Linked DNA regions of Homo sapiens: region 1 is linked to region 2. Evidence: read pairs that join two places in POLR2A ChIA-PET (ENCODE). Cell type or tissue: CD4-positive, alpha-beta T cell. All regions are shown on one strand. Links, peaks and the distances in the headings refer to the core of each region. The heading gives the core; the rest is flanking DNA.

What was found. ChIA-PET counts read pairs that join two places held together with the same protein. Peaks named below come from ENCODE experiments on the same cell type or tissue, not always from the same donor. Only the 100,000 strongest peaks of a DNase experiment are listed, where the experiment ranks them.
Region 1: POLR2A ChIA-PET joins it to region 2 with 6 read pairs; 2 of 35 experiments call an interaction of 5 or more read pairs at or near these places.

Annotation. Positions count from the first base shown.
Region 1 is chr12:47,567,841-47,573,282 of GRCh38, forward strand. No RefSeq gene overlaps it. Among named protein-coding and RNA genes, the nearest start is that of RPAP3, 140 kb to the right of the region's middle. In CD4-positive, alpha-beta T cell, for the core only: no CTCF peak of the experiment used is centred there; no DNase peak of the experiment used is centred there.
Region 2 is chr12:47,362,453-47,367,894 of GRCh38, forward strand. It overlaps LINC02416 (long intergenic non-protein coding RNA 2416), which reads left to right. Exons shown (of 4, transcript NR_183615.1): 2 at 4,840-4,972. MIR4494 (microRNA 4494) reads right to left here and starts at 1,817; the gene lies at 1,734-1,817. In CD4-positive, alpha-beta T cell, for the core only: no CTCF peak of the experiment used is centred there; no DNase peak of the experiment used is centred there; H3K27ac peaks cover 1,499 bases.

The DNA of each region.
Region 1 (5,442 bases), core at 875-4,874, 210 kb after region 2:
ACCAAAAAGCTGGGAAAACTACCCTGAAAAATCAGCCTAACACATACATTTGGTCATGAGAAGAAACTGAAATAATCAATGTCAACAAGTGACTTGGTGTGTAAATTATAACAACAACTGACATCTTTTAAGCATTGATCACATGCCAGGCACTATTTTAAGCACTTTACGTATAGTAACTCACGTAATTCTTATAATATCCTTGAGATTTAGGAAGATTCATTTTATGGATGGAGAGACTCAGGCACAGAAATGTTAAGAGACTTGCCGCATGTCACACAGCTATGAGTGTTGGAGTAAGGCTTGGTGCCTAAGAAGTCTGGCACTGGAGTCTAGACCCTCAAGTACAGAAGCAGACGTTTGTTTGGAAGCTCCAGCCTAGAGTGAAGATTGCTAATTACAAACTCCATTGCATACTTTTATTTTTTATTTGGAAACATTTTAGATACATAAAGATATACACAATAACATCAAACCCCGTACACCCACCAGTCAGCTTAACAAATAAACCAAATATACATAATGCCTAATTGAGACCCCTTGCCTTACTCTGTTGAGACTGCTAAAACAAAATATCGTAAACTGGGTGGCTTGTAAACAACAAAAACTTATTTCTCACAGTTCAGGCAACTGGAAAGTCCAAGATTAAGGTGCTAGCAGATTCCATGTCTGGTGAAGGCCCGTTTTTGGTTGACAGGTTGCTGTCTTCTCACTGTAACTTCACACAGTAAAAGGGGAAAGGGAGCTCTCTGGGTTCTCTCTTATGAGGTACTAATCCCATTCATGAGGGCTCCATCCTTGTGACCTAATCACTGTACAAAGGCCTCATCTCCTAATACCATCACCTTAGGGGTCAGGATTTCAACATACAAATTTGGGGGACACAAACATTCAGTTGACAGAACCCCTGTTTTCTCTTCCCAATTTTATCCCCTCACTTTCTGCCAGATGTAATCACTATCCTGTTTTATATTTCCATTCCCATTCGTATATTTTTTTTGATACATAATAACTGTACCTATTTATGGGATACATGTGATATTTTGAGTCATGCACACGGTGTGTCATGATCATATCAGGGTAACTGGGAGGGTCCCATGCATATCTCTGTTTTTCACTCTACATGTATGAATCTGTATGCAGCATATACTAACATTTTGCATGTTTTCAAGCTTTTAATTTGTCAGTACACATCCTTCTTCAACTTGCTACTTTCACTACATGGATAAAAACTTTAAATCAAAGATTTTTATCTCAAAAGAGGAGTTGCCAGAGAAGTGTCTACTCAGGATAATTTGCTGTAGAAACAGCAACACTAAGCCTTGCTGGCATGCAAATTCTTCTTAACTAAAGAGAAAAATGCAATAGGACTTCTCAGGGCCAGGTACATTCCCTCTTCTCCCTCTTACTTTGTGAGTGTTGTGAGTTGAGACCAAGATTCTGGAGAAACCAAAAGACATCTCCAGGCATGAACTCCCTTAACTCCATCCATCCTACCTCGAACTAATCTATATCTTCACTCATCCCCTGAGGAAAGGAAATCCAAGAAATAACATACCAACTTTGGAGTCATTCAATCATTTGATAAATATTTACAGTTGGGGTGGGCATGGTGGCTCACGTCTGTAATCCTAGCACTTTGGGAGGCCAAGATGGACGGATCATTTGAAGTCAGGTGTTCAAGACCAGCCTGGCCAACATGCTGAAACCCCAACTCTACTAAAAATACAAAAATTAGCCGTGCATGGCGGCACGTGCCTGTAGTCCCAGCTACTAGGGAGGCTGAGGCATGAGAATCGCTTGAACCTGGGAGGCGGAGGCTGCAGTGAGCTGAGATTGCACCATTGCACTCCAGCCTGAGTATCAGAGCGAGACTCTGTCTAAAAAAAACAAAAAAAATTTACAGTTGGACACCATCTTTCATTTGCACTACTATTTTAATAATTATGCACCCTGGTCTGTTTACCCTTTTTCTTTTCTCCTATATCTTGTTCCTCTCCCTCACTGCCACTTGAATGATATCTCCAAAACCCAGGTGCAACCCTATCACATCCAGAGTAAGGACAATTTCCTTACCAGCAAGACTTTCCTAACCAGCTTCTGCCACTTCTCCACGGCCTCCTCTCCATCTACTCTTCCTTCAGGAACCCCAGCTCCAGCTCTTCCCCAAATATTCCAAATCCCCATGCACCATGTTGTCTATGCCAATGTCTCTGTCTATTGTCTAGGTCTACAGTGCTCTTTCCTCTGCACACCAACAAAAGCACTACTTTCCATCTCCCACGGATTCTTCAAGCCCAGCTCCTGAGTTAGTTTCTTGGTAAATCTTACCTGATTCTTCCAAATAGCATTGTCTCTCGACCTCCCTCTGTACTGTCATGGATTTCCCACCTACCTACCACTAAGCTGGCAGCGATCATAGCACTCTGCACAGTAATTCTTTGCAGATCTGAATCCCCCGTGCCAGGCACTCCCTGTGGAAAAGGACTGTGTGCAGTTTTCCCTTGTGTCCTGGCTCACAGAATGGTGGCTGGCATGGGTCCATACTATTGAAGCTTGCTGCATTGATGAAGCCTGTGATGCCAGATGATGTCTGGGTAAGCCAGCTATCTTAAATGAGATTTTGGTATTATCCATGGAGGGGCCCTTAGGAAATGTTACTGAGGTCTCTTTTATAAAATGGCAACCAAATCACACCATTCCAGAGCACTGAAGATGGTTAGATGGTTGTGGTGAATAAAGTAGATGTATCAACAAAAAGCACACTATATAAAGGACTGGGCTTCTATGCACTTTTTTTTTTAAGGAAAGCAAGTTTATGAGAAAAGTAAAGAAACAAAAAAATGACTATTCCATAGGCTGAACAGCCTCCTATGCACTTTTAAAAACAGCTGTATTGGGACCAGTACATTGGCTCACACCTGTAATCCCAGCCCTTTGGGAGGCCGAGGCAGGTGGATCACTTGAGGTCAGGAGTTCGGGACCAGCCTGGCCAACATGATGAAACCCCCAACTCAACTAAAAAGTACAAAAGTTGGCCAGGAGAGGTGGTACATGCTTGTAATCCCAGCTACTTGGGAAGCTGAGGCAGGAGGATAGCTTGAACCCAGGAGGTGAAGGTTGCAGTAAGCCGAGGTCGCGCCACTGCACTCCAGCCTGGGCGACAGAGCAAGACTCTGTCTCAAAAAATAAAATAAAAATAAAAAACAGTTTTATTGAGATATTATTCATGTACCATAAAATTCATCCATTTAAAATGCACAGTTCATTGATTTTTAGTATATCCACAGAATTGTACAGCCATCACCATGATCTAAATTTAGAACATCTTCATCACCCCAAAATGAAACCTCATACCATTAACAGCCACTTCACATTTTTCTCCTTCCTACCTAGGCCCCAGCCCTAAGCAACTACTAATCTACTTTCTATCTCTATAGATTTGCCTATTCTGGACATTTTATAGAAATAAAATTATAAAATATTCTGTCTTTTGTGACTGGCTTCTTCCACTTAGCATAATATACATGTTGTAGCAACTGTTAGTACTTAATTCTTTTTATGGCTGAGTAATATTGCATTGTATGAATATAGGACATTTTGTTGATCCATTTTGATGGAAGTTTGGGTCATTTCTACTTTCTGGCTATTATGAATAATGCTGCTTTGAACATTCATGTACAAAATTTAGTCTGGACATATGTTTATTTATCTTAAGCAATTCACCTAGGATTGGAATTGCTGGGTCATTGGTTAACTCTGTTTAACATTTTGAGAAACTACCAAATTGTTTTTCTAAGTGGCTGCACCATTTTACATTCCCGCCAGCAAAATATGAGGGCCCCAATTTCTCCACATCCTACCCAACAACTGTATTTTTTAGCGAGCCATACTAGTGGGTGTGAAGTGTTATGTCATTGTAGTTTTGATTTTCCTAATAATTAGTGATGTTGAGCATTTTTCCATGTCCTTATTGGCCATTTTTATATCTTGTTTGGAGAAATGTCTATTCAAACCCTTTACCCATTTTTTTCAATTGGGTTATTTCTCTTATTATTATTGAATAGTAAGTTTAATTATATATTTTGGATACAAGTCCCTTATCAGAAATATGAATTGCAAATATTTTCTCACATTATGCAGGCTTTTCTTTCACTTTCTTCATAATGTAATTTAAAGCATAAATATTTTAATTTTGATAAAATTCAGTTTTTGTATTTTTTGTCACTTGTGCCTTTGATTTTGTGTCAAAGAAATCTTTGCCTAATCCAATGTCTAGAAGATTTGTTTTTACAGTTTTTTTCTAGGAGTTTTACACTTTTAGATCTTCTGTCAACAATTTTTAGTTTGTCTATGATGTGAGGTAGGATTCCAACTTTATTCTTTTGCATGTGAATATCCATTTGTCCCAGTATAATTTCTTAAAAATATTGTATTTTCTCAACTTAATTGGCTTGGTGCCATTGTTGAAAATCAGTTGAGCATAACTGTAAGGTCTTATTTCTGTACTCTCAATTCTATTCCATTTATCATATGTCTGTTTTTATGTCAGTAACACACTGTCTTGATTATGTAGGTTTGTAGTAAGTTTTAAAATCTGGAAGTGTCAGTCCTCCAACTTTGTTCTTTTCCAAGAAATTTTCAGTTACCCTAGGTCTTTTTCATTTCTATATGAATTTTAGGATCAGCCTGTCAATTTCTGCTCAAAAAAGCCAGCTGTGATCTTGAAAAAGATTGTAAGGATTGTGTTGAATCTATAGATTAGTTTGAGTAGTACTGCCATCTTAACGACGTGAGTCTTCTCATCCATGAACATGAATGTCTTTCCATTTACCTAGATCTTTAATTTCTTTCAACCATGTTTTGTAGTCTTTATTTTACAAGTTTTGCACGTCTTTTGCTAAGCTTATTTAAACGTATTTTATTCTTGTTGATACAGCCGTAAATGGAATTTTCTTAATTTAATTTTTGGTTTGCTCATTGCAAGTGTATAGAAATACAAGTGAAATCTGTATACTGATTTTGTGTCTTGCTTCTTGCTAAACTTGTTTATTCCTGCTAATATTTTTAGGGGACTCCTTAAGATTTTCTATATACAAGATCATGTCCCCTGCAGATAATATGTATTACTTCTTCTTTTCTAATCCAGATGTCTCTTACTTCTTTTTCTTCCCTAGTTGTCCTGGCTAGAATCTCCAGTACAATGCTGAATAGAAGTAGTACGAGTGGACATCCTTGGCTTGTTCATGACCTTAAAGGGGAAACATTTAGTCTTTCACCATTAAGTAAGATGTTTATACTGGATTTTAATAGACATCCTTTCTCAGGTTGAGGAAATTCCCTTCTATTCCTAGGTTATTGAGTGTTTTTATGATGACAATGTTGAATTTTGTAAAATGCTTTTTCTATGTCCCAAGTGCTTTTGTATCAGTTACCTATTGT
Region 2 (5,442 bases), core at 710-4,709:
TAGCAACTTTCGCCTGGAATCTCAGTGGCCTTAATACAATAAAGCTGTGGGTCTGATGTGAGTCAGGTGAGTTCCCTGGGCAACTGCCCTGTGTGATGAAGTGGCTCAGTTATTGAAAAGATTTCTGTCGCTGGTTCTGTCATCTCAAGTCATGGGCTCCGAAATTGACCAACAAAGGAAAAGATCACAGGGAAAATTCACACCTGCTTTTCTAAGCTTTGATCCTGAAGTGAGACATATCACTGCTACTCAAAGTCCATTGACCAGGATTGGTTTTACCACTCCACCTAACTAGACAGGACCGGAAGTTATCTCTTCCATCGTCCTCAGCATGTTGAGAGAGCAGAGCTGTAAGATCAAAACAGCCTGGACAGTGGGGCCCCTAAAGTGAGGACCCCTGTCCTGGAGAGTGGCCCAATTGCACAGGAATTTACATGAGTGAGAAACAAAATTTTGTTGAAATAATACCCTGGGATTTGAAAATTTAATTATTCTTGCAACAGTCCATCCTATCCTGATTAATATGGGAACCCGAAAGATAGGAGTGAATGAAACAATATAGTTTCTTTTCCCTGAAGCAATTGTAATTCCAATCAAAATATCAATAGGATTTTTTTGGAGACTGACAAAATGTTGTAAAGGTCTTGTAGAATAATAGAGGAGTGAGAATAGCCAATACAACTGTAAATGAAATAATGAAGAAATAGTTTTATCCAATATTAAGATATTTTATAGGTAGAGAAATTATAAGAAATAAGAAAGCTGTTAATGGAGAATAAAGACCCCAGAAACAGACCCAAATACCTTTAAGAACTTAAAGTATTAATATTAATATAAGGCCATGTGCAGTGGCTCAGGCCTGTAATCCCAGCACTTTGGGAGGCTGAGGTGGGTGTATCACTTAAGCTCAGGAGTTCGAGACCAGCCTGAGCAACATTGCAAAACCCTGTCTCTACAAAAAATATAAAAATTACCTGGGTGTGCTGGTGCATGCCCGTAGTCACAGCTGCTTGGGAGGCTGAGGTGGGAGGATTACTTGAGCCCTGGAGGTCAAGTCTGCAGTAAGCCATGATTGTGCCACTGCACTCCAGCCTGGGTGACAGAGTAAGACTTTGTCTCAAAAAAATAAAATAAAATAAAATATAAATAAGGTGGTATTTTAAAGTTAATGGGAGAATATGAATAATTCAGAAATGTTGTGATGAACATGCCATTGGGGGAAAAAGTGCAGAAGTATCTTATGCCCAAACAAATTCTATGTGGATCAATAACTTGAATGTAAAATATGAAACCATAACAATACTGGAAAAATCATTGATCTTTTTCTCATAATTTTTAACTGGGGAAAAGTGACAGACATAAAAGATAAGATTGATAAATTTACTTATATAAAAGTTAAAACTTTTTCAAGACTAGAATACCGTAAAGTCAAGAGATAAACCACAGGATAGAAAAAAAAAGTCTGCAATTTATATAACAGGAAGAGGGTTAATTTCTTTTATATACAAAGCAATTAAAAAATCAGCAACAGAAAACTGAACAATTCAATAGAAAAATAAGTTTGCAACAAAAACAAAGCAAACAGCCAATAAACACATAACATTTTTAGCTATCTAAAAAAATCAAGGAATGTAAGTTAAAACAAGATACTGTTTTTCACTTTGTATATTTTGCAAAAATACTGGAGCTTGCACCCACCCCACCCAACCCCATTCTATGGTTTTACTTTCTGAGGTTTCAGTTACCTCTGGTCAGCCACAGTCTGGAATTTTCCATTTTGTATTTTCAGACTGCAGATGACCAGGGTAACTAAAACTTCAGAAAACAAAGTATTAAATGGAAAATTCCAGAAACAAACAACTTATACATTTTAAATTGTGCAGCATGGTATAATCCCATGGATAAAGGAGAACTACTGTAAAATGTTGATCTTACTCAAGAGTGTGGGAAACAGGACCACTCATGTATTATTAATGAAATGTAAATTGCTACAACTTTTTGGAAAGCAATTTGGCAATAACTATTAAAATTTAACAAGCACATTCTCTTAAACTCAGCAATTCTCCTTTCAGGAATTTTTCCCAAGGAAACGCTTTCACCAGGCGGCAAATATATACTGTATAGGAGTAGCATGATACTATTATTTGTAATAGTAAAAAAAAAAAAAAAAATTTAAATGCCCATCAAGAGAGGATTAAATAAACTATAGTGGCTCTGTAAAATGGGATATTACATAGCTGTTCCAAAGAACCAATGCATTTCTATGTCTTGATATGAAAAGTATCCAAACTAAACTGTTTTAAGTAGGAAAAAAAGGTAGAATACAATATCATTATAAGTGAAAATTCCTAGAATCACGTTTATACATATATTTATATACATGTATGTATATACATACAAATATCTGAGAAAAAAGAAATAATAGCTATGATTATCTTCAGCTATAATTACATTAAATATGGATTTGTAAGTAAGGAGGTAGGCGTTTACATTTCATACCCATTTGTAAGTTTTACAGCTTATGAATGTGTTGCTTTATGGTTAAAAACAAGATTTTAAACTATTAATCCTTTCATGCAAATATTAATTCTCCATTTCTACCATTCAATCTATATCTCAAAAAATTTGCATATACAAAAAAAACGGACCAAAGTTGTGGATGTTCAGAACATGTTATAAATGAGTAAACGAAGTCACCAATCATCATGAGAGGGGAGCACAATCTTTAGAAAGTCAAGCCCTGTTTCCACAGCAAGGAAAAATTCCCCAGGTTTAAGTGGTAATGGTTCTCTATCAACATTCCAAAAAGAAATTCAGTAATAATAGTAGTAGTAGCTGACATTTACTGAGTAGTGACTAAGTTGGATTCAGCAGTCAGCCCTTTTACACGCATCTTTTCTCTTTTTTTTTTCTGGCAGAGTCTTGCTTTGTTGCCCAGGCTGGAGCACGGTGGCATAATCTCGGCTCACTGCAACCTCAGCCTCCTGGGTTCAAGTGATTCTATTACCTCAGCCTCCCGAGTAGTTGGGATTACAGGTGTGCACCACCACGCCCAGCTAATTTTTGTATTTTAGTAGAGACAGCATTTCACCATGTTGGCCAGGCTGCTCTCAAACTCCTGACCTCAAGTGATCCACCCACCTTGGCCTCCCAAAGTGCTGGGATTATAGGCATGAGCCACGCCAGGCCAGGAATCTTCTCATTGAATCCCACAGACTCCATGTAGCAGGGGCACCAGGGCCAGTCCCATTCTACCAACGAGGAAACTAAGGATCAGAGAGTGAAATTAAGAAATCACACAAGAGACTCAGGGCTTGAGTTTCAAAGCACTTGTAATATGCTTCACTGCTGACTCCACCCCTTACTATGTGTCCTCAGTAAAGTGGCTCTGCCAGAGGCGTTTGAACCAGAGGACTCCATCTTGAATAGGGACTGGGTAAAATAAGGCTGAGACCTGCTGGGCTGCATTACCAAGAGGTTAAGGCATTCTAAGCCACAGGAAGAGATAGGAGGTCGGCACAAGATACACAAGGTCGTAAAGACCTTGCTGATAAAACAGGTTGCAGTAAAGAAGCCAGACAAAACCCACCCAAACCAAGATGACAATGAGAGTGACCTGTGGTCATCCTCACTGCTACACTGCCACCAGCGCCATGACAGTTTACAAATGCCATGGCAAAGTCAGGAAGTTACCCTATAGCATCTAAAAAGGGAGCAACCCTCTGTTCCTAGAACTGCCTACTTCTTTCCTGGAAAACTCATGAATAATCCACCCTTTGTTTAGCATATAATCAAGAAATAACCATAAAAACAGGCAACCAGCATCCCTCAGGGTTGCTCTGCCTATGGAGTAGCCATTCTTTTACTCCTTTACTTTCCTAATAAACTTGCTTTCACTTTGCTCTGTGGACACGCCTGGAATTCTTCCTTGCATGAGATCCAACAACTCTCTCTTGGGTTCTGGACCGAGATGCCTTTCCAGTAACATCTTCACATTCCCCTTCAATAAAATGTGCATAGTAATAAAGCCTACTTGGGGTTGTAGCAGGGATTAACTGAGAAAACACAGGTGATATGCTTAACTCAGTGCCTGTTACATGGTAAGTCCTCAGTAAACGTTAGACACTGTTCTTATTTTTGTTGTTGTAACAAGGCTGTTCATGATATGGTCTCTACTGAGCTGTCCACATTGTTTCCATGCTACCTCCTGGTCACCTTCCACTTCCCCTGCAGCTGCCCACCCTCTGTGCCTCTGTTTCTCCCTTCCCTAGAGCGTTCCTTCCCACTTCCCACCCCTTCTTCACCCACTGCTTCTACTTACCCTTAAGACTTGCTTGAAGTATCACTTCTTCCAGGAAGCTTTCCTTGACTTCATGTGAGTTAGGTGCTCCTTCTGTGAGCTGCAATAGGAGCCTGTGCTTCCCTCTCCTATTGTATTTATCAAACGGCAACACTGTAATTTTCTACCCTCTTAGTCTGCCACCACCCACCAGTCTGTGAGTTCTTGAAATGACAAAAACTGTGATTTCTTTATCTGGGTTCCTCCAGTATTTAGCCCATAACCTGACAATTAATATTTGCTAAATGATTTAAGCGGTGAGTGAAAGAAGATTAGGCAACTCCCATGGCTACTTGTCCTGGGACCTCTGCTGACTACTCCCAGGAGGTTATTCCTTTCTGAAAGTGGGATGTAAGTCAGGCAAACAGAATTATTCATTAAATTATTATTGCTATTTGCTTATATTATTGTTCTAGGTGCTGAGACCACCATAGTGTCAAAAAACAAAATTACAACAAATTTAGTATAAAGATCTAATTGGCTTTTATTAATAATTCTAGAATCAGGCAACATCTCATCCTATAAAATAAAATGGGTTTTCCGATGAGCTGAGAAGACGAGCCTGGCTTTATAGGCAGAAAAGGGCTGAAGAAAACAGAAACAGAGAACAAAAAGCAGATGCTTTGTTTCAAGGTTAGTACCCTGATAGTGTTAAAGCAGAAGGGACTTCCTGGTCATACCATCTTAAGGTAAGCTGCTCCCCTTTTGATTAGTTGCTGTGAATCTCATTCGCTCTCTATTTTTTTTTTTATTAGAAAGCTGGCCTATTTCAGAGTTCAGTTTGATTATGTGGCATTTAACATGAATGACTCCATTCTGGTCTGCTGGGCCTAGTTCAGGAGCCCAGTCCAAAACAATAGTCTCCCATAAATTTCATTTAACAATAGTAAACAAGATAAAGTATTCTGCCTCCCCGGTGGTTACAGTCTAGAAATGGATGGGAAGATAATCAAAATAGCATTAAGTTCTAGAACAAAAGTAGAACAAAATTAAGAGTAGGGAGTGATGAGGGCAAGGAGCTAATTTAGACTGGGTGGTCAGGAAAGGCCTCTGAGGACGTGACCTTTAGGCTGAGAACTTAATAATGAGAAAGATAAAATCTT